Regions from separate parts of the Homo sapiens genome. Here region 2 is linked to region 1. A link is an interaction called in ENCODE POLR2A ChIA-PET data of the cell type or tissue named here. Cell type or tissue: HepG2. All regions are shown on one strand. Region 1 overlaps VAV2 (vav guanine nucleotide exchange factor 2). Region 2 overlaps VAV2 (vav guanine nucleotide exchange factor 2).

Evidence for each region. ChIA-PET counts read pairs that join two places held together with the same protein. Peaks named below come from ENCODE experiments on the same cell type or tissue, not always from the same donor. Only the 100,000 strongest peaks of a DNase experiment are listed, where the experiment ranks them.
Region 2: POLR2A ChIA-PET joins it to region 1 with 13 read pairs; 4 of 35 experiments call an interaction of 5 or more read pairs at or near these places.

What each region holds. Positions count from the first base shown.
Region 1 is chr9:133,974,576-133,982,575 of GRCh38, forward strand. The region is part of intron 1 of VAV2 (vav guanine nucleotide exchange factor 2); the gene reads right to left. Among named protein-coding and RNA genes, the nearest start is that of VAV2, 14 kb to the right of the region's middle. RefSeq lists enhancers at 4,104-4,621, 5,135-5,184, 5,138-5,653. In HepG2, no CTCF peak of the experiment used is centred here; DNase peaks (open chromatin) are centred at 4,196 and 4,986; H3K4me3 peaks cover 2,520 bases.
Region 2 is chr9:133,910,193-133,918,192 of GRCh38, forward strand. The region is part of intron 2 of VAV2 (vav guanine nucleotide exchange factor 2); the gene reads right to left. Among named protein-coding and RNA genes, the nearest start is that of VAV2, 78 kb to the right of the region's middle. RefSeq lists enhancers at 4,649-5,598, 5,599-6,547. In HepG2, no CTCF peak of the experiment used is centred here; DNase peaks (open chromatin) are centred at 4,719 and 7,369.

The sequences.
Region 1 (8,000 bases):
ATGGGTAAACTGAGGCTCAGAAAGGTGGAGCAAGTTGCCCAAAGGCATGAGCAAGCTACAGTTTCCAAGCTGGACTTGGAAACAGCTCCCTTAACGTGGTCCTCTTCCTCACTGTGCCATTCACCCACTCAGAAAATCCACACACTCCCTGCGCCCTGCACCCAGCAGTGCGCCGCGGACAGATAGGTCACGCCCTGCACCCAGCACTGCACCATGGACAGACAGGTCAGCACACAAGGCTTCTGCTTCCAGGACTTCCAGACAGGACACTCACTTTTCTGACTGGCCCCCGAAGTCTTCCAAGAACCTCCAATCTCTCAGGCCAACAGTTTCCCTCAAGGTCTGTACCTTGTGGTACCGTGGGGAGCGGGCCTCACCCACCCTCCTGCAGGGCCTTCCACGTGATTCATGCCCCTGGCAGAACCCAGCGTGCGTCATGGCCCAGAGCGAGTGTGGTCCATCTCAAGGCCCTTTTTACGGCCTTTTCCTGCTGACGCCAACCAAGGCAGGTGAAAGCACCAACAGGCCGTTTCACAGAATGAAGGGAATGAAGGCCTCATTTCATCAACTCCTACCCCGAGGCAGAACCCATCCCCTTACTAGGAAAGGCAGGCACCCCAGCCTGCCCCGGCACCCCCGCCATGTCCATGGCCTCCCCCACCAGGAGCTAGGAGGGCTGGACACAAACCCATATCCTCGCTCAGTGCTCAGTGGGCCAAGCCTGTCACCCACAGCAGGAACTTGCTGGGTCAATGTTATCTGCCTCTCTCCCTCCCTACCTGGCCTCCCACACTTGGCTTACCTCCCATCTTGGGGTCTGTTTCTGGGGGGCCCAGCCTCAGAGCCTTACAAAACAGGATTAAATAAAACTTGCCAGCCCTGGGCAGAGACTGTCACTCACACAAACCCCTCAATTTTCAAAACACGACATGTATTGCGGAAAGTATTAGCAGCAGCAACAGCCCCAGTTTACAGATAAGGAAACTGAGGCTCAGAAGTGATGTGGCCAAAATCACACAACTGAGAAATGACAAAGGACACAAAGTCTAGCTCCCTCCAAAGTCTCTGAGCCCCCAGCCTGCCTGGCATGGCCAAGGGAAGCCCACACGGGGCTGCTCACCCAAGAACACAGAGGCACAGTGCCCTGGGTCCAAGAGAGTGTTGAGCTCTAAGAGAATATTTAAATATCTCATACCTGTATGTTCACCTTTATACCTATGCAGTCACAGAATAGAACTTTCAATATTTGTCAGGAGAGAGGGACCCAGGAAGGCAGACGGGTCTCCTCCAACCCTCCCACACTTCTTCTCTTGTCAGGGGACTTTTAAAAATGCTATGTTGGCCAGGCGCCATGGCTCACACCTGTAATCCCAGCACTTTGGGAGGCTGAGGCGGGTGGATCACGAGGTCAGTAGTTCAAGACCAGCCTGGACAAGATGGTAAAACCCCATCTCTACTAAAAAAAAAAAGAAAATACAAAAATTAGCCAGGCGTGGTGGTGGGCACCTGTAATCCCAGCTACTCGGGAGGCAGAGGCAGAGAATTGCTTGAACCCAGGAGGCGGAGGTTGCAGTGAGCGGAGATCGCACCACTGCACTCCAGACTGGGTGACAGAGCGAGATTCCATTTCAAAAAAAAAAAATGCTATGTTGGCCGCCTCTAGGGTCATCCTCCCACAAGGGGATCCTTTCTGCAGCAGCTAGGTTAGGATGGGGTCCCTCAACCCCTGATGGAGGAGGCGACAGTGAGATCCTGAGTGGACTCTGGGACCAGCATCCTCTGGCCAGCAGTCCAGGGGGGCAGTCCCCCCAGCCCCGCCCAGCCCTGCCTCTCCTGGCCTCACCCTCGATGGAGGAGGAGACAGTGAGACCCTAGATTGGAGCCCTAGTAAGAAGATGGGCTCTGCCTCGGGGTTGCAGTTGATGAAACGAGGCCTTCATTCCCCACAAGGGAGAGGCTATTTATTTTAATTGTGGTAAAGTACACACAATGCCACAAACCTTCCGCACTATGGAGTTGTGGAACTTTTTCATGCCTGGCAAACAGACCCCCAAGCCCCTGAGAACTCTCTCCCCAGCGCCTTCTCCCGGCAGCTACGCATCTGGCTTTCTGTCCTGCGACGGAGCTGCTATTCTGGACGTTTTAAGAGAATCACGTGGGACTTGTCTTTCAGGCCTGGCTTCCCCGCCTTAGCATTCCATTTTCCAGGTTCATCCACAGATATTCTACTGCATGGACGGACTCTGTGTGGATCCCCCATTCATCCACTGAGGAAGCCACTCCTTTTATCCCCATCCTACAGAGAAGGAAACTGAGGCTCCAGGAAGGTCAAGCTCAAAAGCACACAGTGTGAGCAGCTCCAGGACTCCAGCCTAGGTCCTAACCACACTGCCCTGTGCCTGGACACCCCAAGGCTGAAGGGGGTGCCTCTCCTACAGCCAGGGACTGCGGCCAGAGGGGAGCGACCACGCAGCGAGGCTGAGGTGCTGGGAGTTGCGGAGCCCAGCTCCAGGCCCAGGCCACGCCCAGCCGCCCTGCCCCAAGCCTGCCTCCTTCCAGCTCTGGAATGAAAACAAATAAAACCAAGAGGGACTTCAGGCAGAGTGAGGCCCCCCCAGCATCCCACGAGGACCTCCGGCATCCAATGGGTGCCTGGTGTCCATTTGAGGAGCAGCCCAGCAGCTGTAGATGGAACAGCTCAGATCTGAAGGGGGTCTTGGCTTTCACCAAAATGACTGCGGGATCATTTCTCTCTCCCGTCCCAGCAGAAAGATGAGCTGGGGCCTAGGGGAGGGAGGCACAGATGGCCCAGTCACAGAGGGCAGGAGGGTCTCAGGATGCGGCGCTCATGAGCATGAAGGACTAGAACCTTCCGCCACCCCAGGGGGCCTGGGACACAGAATGTTGCCAGACAAGGATTGTCTAGGCACCTTGTGCACCGGGGACACGTGGCAATGGCCCTGGGGCCAGTCACCCTCCACGCATGACAGCTGTCACTTACCCAGGCAAATGACATGACAGGCGGTCCATCCCCATCCACGACAGCTGTCACTCACCTGGCACCTCTGGTTCCTGACAACAGTCAGAGGTGGGACATTGGAGCTGCAGGCAAGTGTCCAGAGCCTGCCCCTCAACACGCAGCCTGCAGCCCCTGCCGGACGCCAACCACAGACACGCCAGAGAACAGAACAAGGCAGAAAAACCAAAACATAGGCCTCAAAACTCGGGGGAGCAGCCGAGGTCAAGGGGGCAGCACCTGAGTCAGGAAGGCCACGCCAAGTCCAGGTGGCTCAGTACCTCAGGCCTCTGCCCCTCAGCTGGCAAAGGGGATGGGGCGTCCACCTGCCCTGGGGCACGCAGCTCCCACGCCCCCTGCCTCTGGAGATGTCCTACGTGTATGCGTCCACCTGCCCTAGGGCACGCAGCTCCCACGCCCCCTGCCTCTGGAGATGTCCTACGTGTATGAGACAAATGTGATGATCCCAGAAATGTGGCTGAAAACTGGACACACATTCAAGACCAGGAGCGGGGAGGCACACGGTGTTCGAGGGTGAGGCCAGGACAGGCAGGGCTGGGCAGGGCTGGGGAAACTGCCCTCCCTGGCCCGCCGGCCAGAGGATGCTGGTCCCAGGGTCCACTAGGAGGATCTCACTGCCACCTCCTCCATTGCAGGCTGGGGGACCCTCTCCTACTCCAGCCACTGCAGAAAGGATCCCCCTGTGGAAGGATGACCCTGGAGGCAGCCAACACAGCATTTTTTAAAGTCCTTAACAACAGAAGACAGGCAGGCACCCCCTCCCCACCCCTATGCAGATTTCAAAGAACACAGGGCTGGGAGGCCTTGAGGAAACTTGGAGACGGGCTCCCCAATCCTGGGAAGGCCACAGCCCGCAAGCACCTGGCGGGTCACGGAAAGATACCGCGTGTTCGCGCTGCCTTTGAACCCAAAAGTACAAAACAAACCAACAGAAATACTGATGACTTCAGGGCCAAGCTGGCCTAGGGGACAAGGAGTAGGTCTGTGAGAATGATTTGTCTTCATCCTTACACAAACTCTGTAAAGACTGACAGATGAACCCCACAAAACAGAAACACTGTTTCCAGCAGCATCAGGATTGCAAAACCTGCAGCTGCCAGGCAGCAGGAGACCTAACTCAGGGGCGCAGCCGCTCAGTCTGGCCCAAAGTTCAAGCTCCCACTGCCCAGTCCTGTCCCCTCCACGGTCCTGTATTTGTCATTCTTGTTTATCTTTTGGATTCAGAAGCCAAACAGCGTCCCCAGCTCCAGGCAAAGAGTCCTTCAGAACACGAAGCTTCAGGGGACCAAAAACCGGGCACCTGAGCCTGGGGCTGGCCCCGGTGAAGAAGGGGGCTCATCAGAGCTGAGGGGGTCAGGGCAGGGGAGTTCGCTGGGTTTAGGGTCTCCTCCAGCCAGCTCCTGACCCCAGTGTGAGAGCAGGTCTGCAGGTCCCGGAGCGCCCACCCCAGCCGCGTCAAGTGGGCACATGGGGAGGGGCACTGAGGCTTCGGAAGAGCTTTCGTGCCAGGGGTGGTGGTGTCGGAGAGGCGAGCTCATGGCTCCACCCTGCAGGGGCTGGGAGACATGTCCGCCGAGCACTTCCCACTTGCCAGGCACCGGGCTGACAGCCGGGTCCTCGGCCAACCCTTGGGAGGGGCTCCTAAAATACCCCCTTTGACAGCGGAGAATGCAGGGTCCAGAGAGGCGCCACGGGTCTGCCACGAGGTGCTGAGCCAGGATCTGAACGCGGCTGTCAGAGGCTCAACGCTGTGTGTGCGGTCTCCACCCTAGGAATGTGTCGGCCGCTCAGTGCCCAACCACACACGAAGCCAGGCCCAGAGGAGATGGGTCCCCAGGCAGGGGCTGCATGAGGACGGCTCGGCTCCCAGGGCAGCAGGAAGGAGCGGACGCCGCAGCCGTCCGGAACTCGGACAGAGGATGTTGACAGGGAGGGAGGACAAGCAAATGAAGACTTCCTGCAGCAGAGACACAGAGCCCGGAGCCACGGCCGCCGGCAGGACAGGCAGCCAGGCACTAATCCGGGCCCGGCCCCGCCTCCGGCCATGTCCCAGAGCCCCACCACTGACCTCTGGCCCACGAGGACCTCCTGCTGTCAGCCTGCTGACTTTGCCAGGGCCCCGAGCTCCCCAACAGGCCCCAGCTGAACTCACTCAGCTGAAACGGCATTCGGGGAGCACAGGTGCTAGTGGTGAGGGGAAGGCGGCGCCAGCTGCGCACCCCACCGCCCTGTCACCTCATCAGGGAGCCTGCCGGCGTCACCTGAAGGCAGCCCTGCCTTCTGCCTGCCTTCTCTCTCTCATCTGAAAGTGCCATCTTCCTCTCTCCATTCATCCTTATTCTGTGCCCCCTCCAGAAAGCCAGCAACACCAAGCACAGGGTTTCTGCCTCTGCGGCTCAATGCCACGAGCCAGTGCGCGACACACAGAGTAGGGTGGAGAACAGGCTGGGCCACCAGCCACCCGGGAGCAGGAGGCCCAGGACCGGAAGCCATGTGGCCAGAGGGCAGAGCTGGTCAGCCCTGGGGCCATCTCTGGACTCAGGCACCTGGTTCTCTGTCTCCCAACCTCCCACCAACCCAAGGGGCCATTTTGCCGGTGGAGGGGGGAAGTGAATGGCGCTCCAGAGGCAAGAGACCTGCACGGGCTGGCACGAGGCCTCAACCCCCACACAGCTGCATGACCTCAGACTGGCCCGTCACCTGTCCCTCCTTCATCCATTAACCAGGGCAGAGCCGCCCCCACCTGGTGCTGCCCAGAGTCTTCCAAGGACCAGGGGAGGTGCCAGTGCTGGGCGGTCCTGAAACAAACCCACCCAGAATAGAGAAAGGGCATGTGTCAGGGCAGAGGGGCCCTGGCAACAAGATCTTTCCCCAGGGCACTGGGGTGCTGCCCCCGACCCTGACACCGCAGAGGCTGATCATCACCCAGCTGCCCGACCAGCCATGGGGCATGGCCACCTCTCTGGAACCTTCTATCACGCATCTCCCTGGGTCTCAGACTCATCATCTGCTGCAGGGAAACACCATCCCCTGCAAGGCAGAGGGAAGAACACCAAGCAGGTGGCCCAGTGCCAGCCAGGTCGAGCTCTGCAGTGAGCGGCAGCCGCTGCCTTATGTCTCTACTCATCAGAGCTGGTGGCATGCAGCTTCCTCTGCCCCAACTGCTGCTGGAACGCAGATTTCAAAAACTGCAACACCCCTTCCAGCAATGATCCAGGATGAAGCACTGTGGCAGCGCCTCCAGTCTGTGGCCACACAGAGCCCTCTCTGTAGAACAACCACCTGTCTCCAACCCTTAGCTACCAAAAGCCATCTACTTTTCAGGGCATCTCAAGTACCACCTCCTCCGGGAAGCTCTCCGCCATCACCCTGCCCCCAGGGATCTAAATACCTCATTTGCTGAGGACTAGCACAGCTTGCTGTTGACCCTGCCAACAGCAAAGCCTGCACGTGCCCCATCTTCGCCCAGTCAAACCCAGGAGGCCCTGGGGAGAAGCAGGAGACGGGGTGAGGCCCCTTCTTCAGCGTCCCGTGTTGCCAGCAGGTTTTCCTCACTCATGGTCCTCATGTGAGTATTAACAGCTCCCTTCCCCATCTCAGACTTAGGTGTTGTAGGACCATCTGGCTCACCTGATTCTGCTTGCCCCAGAATGCCTCCTTCTGCAGACAGGCACTAGTGACCACGACCACACCCCCCACTATACCCGTGCAGTGTCCAGGTGCGCCCAGCAGCGCGCCCAGGGCTTCACCTTCCACTTGGCGGCGAGAGGGGAGGGGAAGAGAGGTGGGTAGTGAGGCGGCAGTCTCAGGAAGAGAGCCACTCCCTCAGGCCGCCCGCTGCACTCTGCTCTGATGCTGAGGGAGGGCAGGCGGCGGGTGAGGGCCGGTGCCCTTCACTGGGAGTGAGCCGCCGGGCTCGGGGTGAGGGTGCCGAGTCCTGAGGCTCAGTGGGCCCTGCTGTGGGGTAGAAACTGCGCTGGGCGCCAGACACACACTTTTTGCACCAAATCTTTCCAAGAGTCTGCAAGGTGGCCACCGTCATCCCATTTCAGACAAGGAGGTTGAGCTCGAGGGACACGGCCACCAAGAAGATGCTATGTGTGGCCAAGCGAGTGTGGTCCCCACTGCCGCCCCTGCGGGCCACTCATCGTGTTTCCAAGCATTTCCAAGGATCTCTTTCTGGCAGTGTCATTCCAGACACGAGGAGCCCGGCCTCTGTCAGGAAAATGGGGCTGAGAGCAAAGCCCCCTCTAGACTGCCCCAAGGGCGGGGGTGGGGGTCATGGAGGCGCTCAGCCCGCTTCCTGGCACGAAGAGGGCCTGGGAGAAAGCTTTGCTCTTACTGAGCACTTGCTGTTGGACCAGCCCCTGCCAAAGGCTTTAGATACAAATGGAACAGTAAATGCAACAAACTGTGCGACCCGGAAGGGGAAAGCCCGGGGGACCAAGAGCCCTTGTCAGGGGACTCGAGCAGGCCTGGGGGCAGGAAAGGCTTCCCAGGACAGGCCTCTAAGCAGATGGCAGCAGTGAGCCAGGCAAGAAGGTTCCCCTCCAGGGAACTGCAGGGGAAAGGCCCTGAACTGGGAGGCACAGGAAGGTGGCCAGTGTGCCTGAGGCTGGGGCACCGAAGGCCAGGGAGACTCGGCAGGGGCGACGGCCGGCCGGCAGGAGGGTGCCTCCAGGGCAGGAGCACCAAACTGTGCATGGCTGCAGCACACGTGGCCGCAGACTAGGCTTGTGGGGCAGGAGGCCGCAAGAGGGGCACCTGGGACGGGGCACGGCCAACCAGGCTGGCAGGGCAGGAGGCCACAAGAGGGGACCTAGGACGGGGCATGGCAGACTCTGGCTGGCAGGGCAGGAGGCCCCAAGAGGGGGCCTAGGATGGGGCGCGGCAGACTGGCTGGAGGGGCAGGAGGCCACAAGAGGGGACCTAGGACAGGGCGCAGGAGTCTCTGGCTGGCGGG
Region 2 (8,000 bases), 64 kb before region 1:
GAAGAGGTAGAACAAGAAGCTGGGTGCACCTGGGTCCCTGAGACTATGGCACCGTCACCCCTATTCTAGACTGCCTACCTGCAACCCTCCAAGACGAACAAACCCTGGTGAGTTTCGGCTCCTGATGTACTGGGGTTTTTGTTAGAAGCAGTCAAGCCTACTCTAACTGGCGCAAGCTGCGAGTTCAGACCTTCCAGATGGAGGCACTGGACTGAAGGGGGCACCGTGCGGTGGGCTCTCTCATGTAACCGGCACCAAGCCCATTTGACAGATGAGGTGCCAAGGTTCAGTGAGTCACTTCCCCAGAGTCACACAGCTAGAAAATCAGGGACAGAAGGCTGGGCGCGGTGGCTCACACCTGTAATCCCAGCACTTTGGGAGGCTGAGGCCGGCGGATCACGAGGTCAGGAGATCAAGACCATCCTGGCTAACACGGTGAAACCCCGACTCTACTAAAAAAAAAAAAAAAAAATTACAAAAACTTAGCCGAGCGTGGTGGCGGGCGCCTGTAGTCCCAGCTACTCGGGAGGCTGAGGCAGGAGAATGGCGTGAACCCGGGAGGTGGAGCTTGCAGTGAGCCGAGATTGCACCACTGCACCCCAGCCTGGGCGACAGAGCGAGACTCGGTCTCAAAAAAAAAAAAAAGAAAAAGAAAAAGAAAACTGGGGACAGAAATGCAGTCAGAGTTGTCTGCACTGGTACAGAGGCGGGCACGGGAGTCTAACACAGTCCCGCAGACCGCAAGCCCATCCCAGCACACCGTGTTTGTCTATGGGTCACGGCAGTGATGGGACAGAGCCAGAGATGAAGCTACAGCTGGGAGCGCCGTGGCCTCCTGAGCACCCCAGCTCCTGGCCAGGCTACATGGGCTGCAGGAAGCAGGGCCGGGCACGCCCCTTCTTGGGAGCACAGGTCTGATCTCTACAGTTTCATATTTACCGAAAGGAATGTATTCACGCGTGCACTGGGGACCGGAAGCACATTTTTAATAAAAACTAAAAAGGAAAGAGCCTGCCTCACTCACTAAGCAAGTCCCACCAGGAACACACCCGTTCCCCAGCCCTTCGCCCTGGAGCGTGCTGCCCGGGAGAACTTTCTGTGAAGAGAGAAACGCCGTGTCTGTGCTGCGGATGCCTGGGCCGCCAGCCACACACAGCCTGCACACGTGAAATGCGGCTGGTGAGACTAAGACCTTGACGTTCAACTGCATTGAATTTACCAGACCTGTATTAAATTTACCATACCTCTATGGAGGTATGATCCACAGACGATAAGCTGCACACCCTCCAGAGAGTGTCATGTCCTTATTTTTACATATGTACACACCCGTGACACTGTCAACACAGTCAAGACGGTGAACATATTCACCGGCCCCAAAATGTTTTCTAGTGCCCACTGGTGACCCCCCACTGTATGGCCAGTGTCACTCCTGAGGCCTAAGTCAGGGTGGCAGGCACTTTAGCTGTGCATCAGGTAACTCGTCTTTCCTGCTCCCCCATCAACCTCCTGACCTCTGCATCACACACACACTAAAGACGCCATGTCCAAAAGTAAGCGCATTAAACAAGGTCCGCCTGGGCGGGGAGGGCTGCTCGTCAGCACAGGCCTTCAGCAAGAGCCTCAGGGATGCCAGTTACCAACCACACACCGAATGTCCTCCAAACCCACTCTCACGTGGCCCAGAGCCCCACAGGTCAGGATTGCCCAGGCCAAGAAAGTAAGTCAGATTTTCTTTTTTTTTATTTCCAACTTTTAAGTTCAGGGGTACACGTGCAGGATGTGCAGGTGTGTTCCATAGGTAAACGTGTGCCATGCTGGATTGCTGCACAGAGCATCCCATCACCTAGGTATTAGGCCTGGCATCCATTAGCTATCTTTCCTGATCTCCTCCCTGCCCTCCAAAGATGGCTGATTTTCAAAGATGGGGTGTCAGCTGAGCTCAGGACAGCCACCAGCTCCCGCTGGTGAACTTAGATCAGCTGCGGCTACAGTCCCGGCCTCCAACACACGTGGGAGAAGGGCTGACAACCAGGAGTGTTTTAGTACAAAACAGACAAACCAGAAACCTACGGCATCAGGACACCGTCACCGGAGGATGGTCCAAGAAGGCGGGAAGGCCTTCCAGGTCTGGGAACATGAGACCCGGGCTGAACACGAGGCTATGTCCGTCCAAATCCCCACAGTCCTGCCACACAAACGAGCCGGAGGCTTCTGGAGGACAGTGTGCCTAGATGAAGGAACCAGGACGCAGTGGCGCTTTTCCATCTGTACCCCAACATGTCAGGGTATATCAACACCCATATGTCACTGGTGCTGGGTCCGAGCATGGGAGCTGCAGCCAAATTCTGGGGGTGGGGGCACACGGGGAGAGGTTCCTGCACCCTAACGTGTTGCTTCTCTGCCCATTTCAATCGCGGAACACAAATTACACGTGTGATGCTCTTCTCCACGTGTGCACAGCACTCCCGAGGCGCTCCCAAGCTGTCAGGCAGCCATCCTCAGGGGCTGCAGTCACCGGTGGTTGACTATTAGGGGGGATAGTTGTGTTCTTTTATTTCTGCACTAAGCTAATAAGTACTTGTTCAGCCCCTCTAAAATCACAATCGTCCTGTCCTCGTTCCGTCCCTCTAAAATCAGAGTCGTCCTGTGAGCCAGTGACCACTCGTCCCAAACATAGCTTCTATTCATCAGAATCAGGGCTCCTGATCCTGGTGACTTTAAGGAGGAAAATCCAACTTCAGCCAGCACAGTCCACGGGCGGTGGAGTGCCATTTGGAACCGGGTTTGGGAGGCAGGCACTGTCCTCTGAAGGCCCAGCCTGACCCTGCACACCCAGGGCTGTTCGCAGACCGTGCAAACCTCACCTCACTTCCAAGACAAACGTCAGCTTTGGGTGGAGCCCTTTGCCCCCTCTTCCTCTCCAGGGAGCTGGCACTCTGAGAGGGGCGCCCCCAACACCCACCTCTGGTGAGACAATGTCCCAGAGCCCAGTGTTTTGGTGACTCTGGGCTGGAACACCCCCTGTGCTCCCAAACAACGGCTCATAGCTGGCGCCACGGCCCCCATGAGAAGGACGATAAAAACACGCGTTGCCACCACACAGAACGGGAGACACACACGAAAGGTAAGACAGGAAGGTGGGAACGATCGCAGGCACCAGCCACCTGGCAGTCAGCACAGAAGGGACCTCACTACACCAGCGAGAAGAAGAAACCAAAGTCCTTGTCAGGGGTGGTGCGCGCTTCCTGGTGCCCCACTCCGGAGGCTTCTATGCCAGGGATGCCAATCAGAATCTTCAAGGGCGGTTTCTCCAAAAAGTGCAGAAATGACCGATCCTTTGCCCCATCTGCCCTTGGTAAAAAACCAAAGGCAGAGCCTGCGCACATGGTCCCAGGAGGCGGGGGACCGGACGCGCACACAGTAGGTGCACAATCGACACTCATCACGGAACCTGCCAGTTTTCTGAAGACCTACAGGGAGGGGGCAAAGTCAGGGCAAACAGCAGGGCCACGACTGAGAACTCCCAACCCCATGGAGATGCTCAGATGCCAGGCCTTGGGCACCGCGCCCAGGTCAGTGAGCCTCGGGGCCGGCTGTACGCTCGTGGGAGCTGACACTGCCATTGGGGGCAGCCATGGTGGGATATTCGGGAAGCAGGTGAGCAAAGGAGGAGCAGGAGGTGGAGCCCGCAGCAGACAGAGGCCCAGCAATGCCAGCCTGGCTGTCCTCAGCCACTCCCCCAGACTCTGCCTCCCACCTCCCTGGAGCTCTTCGAAGGGGTTTCTGTTTGGTCCCCACTCCAAGAGCCGCTGGCTATGACTTAACATTATCCTGAAACGTAAACCAACAAGCAACCAAAGACGATGCTCACCGCAAACCCCTGAGACCCTAAGCCCCAGGAGGTGCCCTGGACAGTCCAGCTCAGTCAGAAAGGCCAGCCTCCAAACCCAGCATGGGCTGCCTGGGGCTTCGAGACAGATGTGTCTCACAGCGGGCTAAGCACACATCAGAAAAGGCAGCACTCACTGGGCCAGACACAGAATTACCGTGAAGCCCAGCAATCCCGCTCCTGGGTATGTACCCAACAGGATGGGAAGACAGGTGTTCAGAAATGCACCGGGACACGAATGTCCCCAGCAGTGATCTTCACAGTGGCCAAGAAATGTAGACACCCCAAATGTTCATCAGCAGACGGATGGATAAACAAAACGTGGTCTACCTGGACCGTGGAATATTCTTCAGCCAGAAGAAGGAACGAAGCGCTGACTTAGTGAGCCTGGAGGACACCACACTCAGGGGAAGATGCAGACTCAAAGGGCGCGCAGCGTGTGACTCTGGTGACCAAGGGCAGTGGGGATGGGGTGGGGGTGACGGCTGCCAAGGGATGGGATTTCTGCTGTGTGTATTCCTACCACCAGAGAGAGAGAGGAGGGGGAGAGGAGGGGAGGAAGCAGGAAGCAGGGGAGGGGGGAGGGGAGGAAGCAAGGGATGGGGGAGGGAAGCGGGAGGGGAAGGAGAGGGGAGGGATCACGGGAGGGGGAGGAGAGGGAAGGGGAGGGGAGAGGAGAGGAGGGGAGGAGGGGACGGGAGGGGAGAGGAGGAGGAGAGGGGAAGGGAGAAGGGGAGGGGAGGGGAGAGGTTGGCATTCACTTCTCTATCTCTGTTGCCGTCCCACAGCTCCACAAAGTGGAGAGGGAGGTTTGGGACTTTGGAACAGGTGAATGTGACCAAGGTCACCGGTCCACTCAGCGCCACACCAGTGCTGGGCCAAGCGGCATCAAACCCAGGACAGCTCGCACGGGGGGAAGGACCTGGGAGGGAGCAGGGAAGCACGGGTGCTGTGTCTGGGAATCTTGAAAACACCAAGGAGTGCTTTGAAACAGGCCGCTTGGCCGGAAGAGCACCGGCCTGTTCTCCATTAGTGTCCCCTTTTCCTGGCTCAGGGAGTTCACACCCACTTTCTGACGCCTTGACTCTAGTCCTCATTGGCTCTGGGGACATCAGGGAATTCTCCATGGTGGGGCAGAGTGGGGACATCCACAGCTGGAAGCCACAGTCAGCCCCCACACCACCGTCCCGCCCTCCTTGTGATCACGTGGTTTCACGACTACACTTTTTGAATTCCCGGCAGCCACCATCCACACCCCTCAACCTGATATTTTCAAGGGGATTCAGCACGATCTGGCGTTCTACAGACTCCACCTGCCAACGGCCAGCTGACTTTCTCCCAAGGAGCACAGGTGGTGCAATGAGGAAGTCTCTACTGAAAAAAATGCCGGACAAGGGGCTGTGCCCACTTTACAAAGCACCCTGAAAACAGGAGCCCTCACTGGGCCCCTTGTCTCCATGGAGAAGACCCCTAGAAAAACTGGTGCCAGTCTCAAAGACAAGGCGCACACACACACACTCCCACACAATGCACACATAATGCACATGTGCACACGCACACGATGTACATGTACACGACGCACACATGCACACACACACAATGCACACGTGCACACACAATGCACAGACGCACACGATGTACATGTACACACAACGCACACATACACACACGATGCACACATACACACAATGCACACACGCACACGATGTACATGTACACACGATGCACACATGCACTCACACACGCACACGTGCACACACAACGCACACACACACGATGTACATGTACACGCGACCCACACATGCACACTCACACACGATGCACACGTGCACACACAATGCACACATGCACACGATGTACATGTACACACGATGCACACACGTACACATACACACTCACACGATGCACACATGATATACATGTGCACACATGCACGGAATGCACACAAGGCACCCATGCACACTCACACACAATGCACATGCACACAAGATACACACGTGCACACACGCACCTTCCCTTCTGAAGGAAGCCTGGCAGGAAACGGGCACAGGCCACGGCTGCTCCCCCAGGGAGAATGGAGGGAAGGAGGGGCTTTGCTCAAACACGCCTCTCTGCTCCTAGCCAGCGGGGTTATCCAAGGCTCCATGGAGGAGGCGGACAGGCAACACCGAGCTGGGCTTGGTCCCACTCGATAAGAAGGAAGAAAGGCGCAAGATGAATTGCCCGCGGAGCCTGTGACTTGCGCTGAATGCTAACTGACAGTGATTCACTTGGAAAGTTTCTCTCCACGGGATAAAGCCCTCTTTGTAGAAAGGGAAGGTGGTGGGTGCCAACGAGGGCCCGGGCGCACAGGCCCAGGACTAACAAAAGCGTCGGCGTCACCATCCCAGAGCCTGGCTCTCTGCCACCCTGGGAAGTGCTGGGACTCTTGCTGGGAAGCTGGGCAGTTTGAGGATGTGGGGCTGGGTGAGTGGGGGTCTCACTGGTGATATGGATGGAGAAGGGGAAAGGAGGGGGTGAACAGAGAAAGGGAGAGAGAAGAGCCGGGAGTGCCTGTGTATTGATCCCAGAAGCTGAGCTGGAAGAAAGAGTTGGCTAGAGGCTCACGGCTGGGCCTCCAGGACCAGCACAACTTTGTCGGTTCCCCTGCAAAGGACACCCCGGATGCCTCCAGCCATGCAAAAAGCATTAATTAAGTACCTTCTGAATGCAGATGTTGGGACTGTTTAGGTCAAGGGGTGTGAAGGAAGATGCTGGCATGGCAGAGTTGAAGAGAATGTCCCGGCTCTGCCATTGTCTGTGTGACCCATGGCCACTCACCCAACCCCCTCTAAGCCTCAGCGTCCCCGTCCATCAAATGTGAGGATTAAATGAGACACATACAAAGAAACCCGGAGCTTTGGGAACACTCAGCAAGGACTAATAAGGACGAGGTTGCCACTCTCACGGGGTCCTGTCCCCTGTACATCCCACCCTGGGTTTTCCTCTTTCTCTACTGCAAATCTCTTTGCACAAAAGCCCACCCAGCAGGCCCCAGACCTGCTCCCCACCCAGAGGCCTATGACAGCCTAGCCCTAGAGCTCACTAAATCATCTCCCTTCCCTGAGGGGCCCTATCCCCGTCCTCCTCTTCCAGGGGCCAAGTTCTTTACCTGTTCCTGATGTGAACCCATTTTCAGGAGAGGAGGTGACAAACTCAGCACTCAAAAGGCAATGGTGGAGCCCAATGGATTACCTACGCCGACAGGGACAAACTCTCAAGTCAAAGGAATGATTCTCTAATGGTGGAATGTCAAGCTGAATATTTTTTGACTTAACAGAGAGCTGGGAACCCATCATGAGAAAAACAGAAAACTCTTTCTTTTTTTTTTTTTTTGGCTAGAAGGGTTTTATTTGTTTATCGTTTCTAGTAAGTCACAAAGACGCATAACCTCCAAAGGGAAAACTTATGCCACTGAAAATGTCAACACAGCACAGAGGGGCCCTGCCCATCCCACAGAGGCCATGCAGTTGGGACTTTGCCTACCCCCTCTGGGCCTCACTCCCTGTCCTAGCCTGCCTGAGAGAGTGCCATCCTCCCCTTTATTGACGGGGAAACCAAGGCTTAGGGAGGAAAGCGACTGGCCCAGGCCGGGCATCCAGTTGAAGGACTAAGCTGGTCCCATCTGACACTGACCTATGCTGGGCCCCCAAGGACAGGACCGAACAGATCCCAGAGAGAGAACCCTGTGGACAGAAAAGGCTAGCTGGACCCACACCCTCCCGAGGGAGACCAGGACAGTGGGAGAGAGAACTGACGCAGCCTCCTGGAGACCCTGGTCCCCCGCCCTGGTCCCCCCACCCTCCCGGCTGAATCCCCAGCCCCCTAAGCCCCGGCCCATCGCCACTTCCACGAGCACAACTCCCAGATTCTCCTTCACTGACCTCCTTCCACAGGAGGTCAGCAATTTCTCATTTCCCTGCTTCACCAACTCCATTTTCCAAAGTGATTGAGACTCTAACACCATTAAACATGATTTAATTTGCTTTTCCTAATGATATGCCCACAGTATTAGGACAGCTCTCCTTTTCCACTTGAAAGGCATCTCAGGGTGGTTTCCTCCAGTGACATT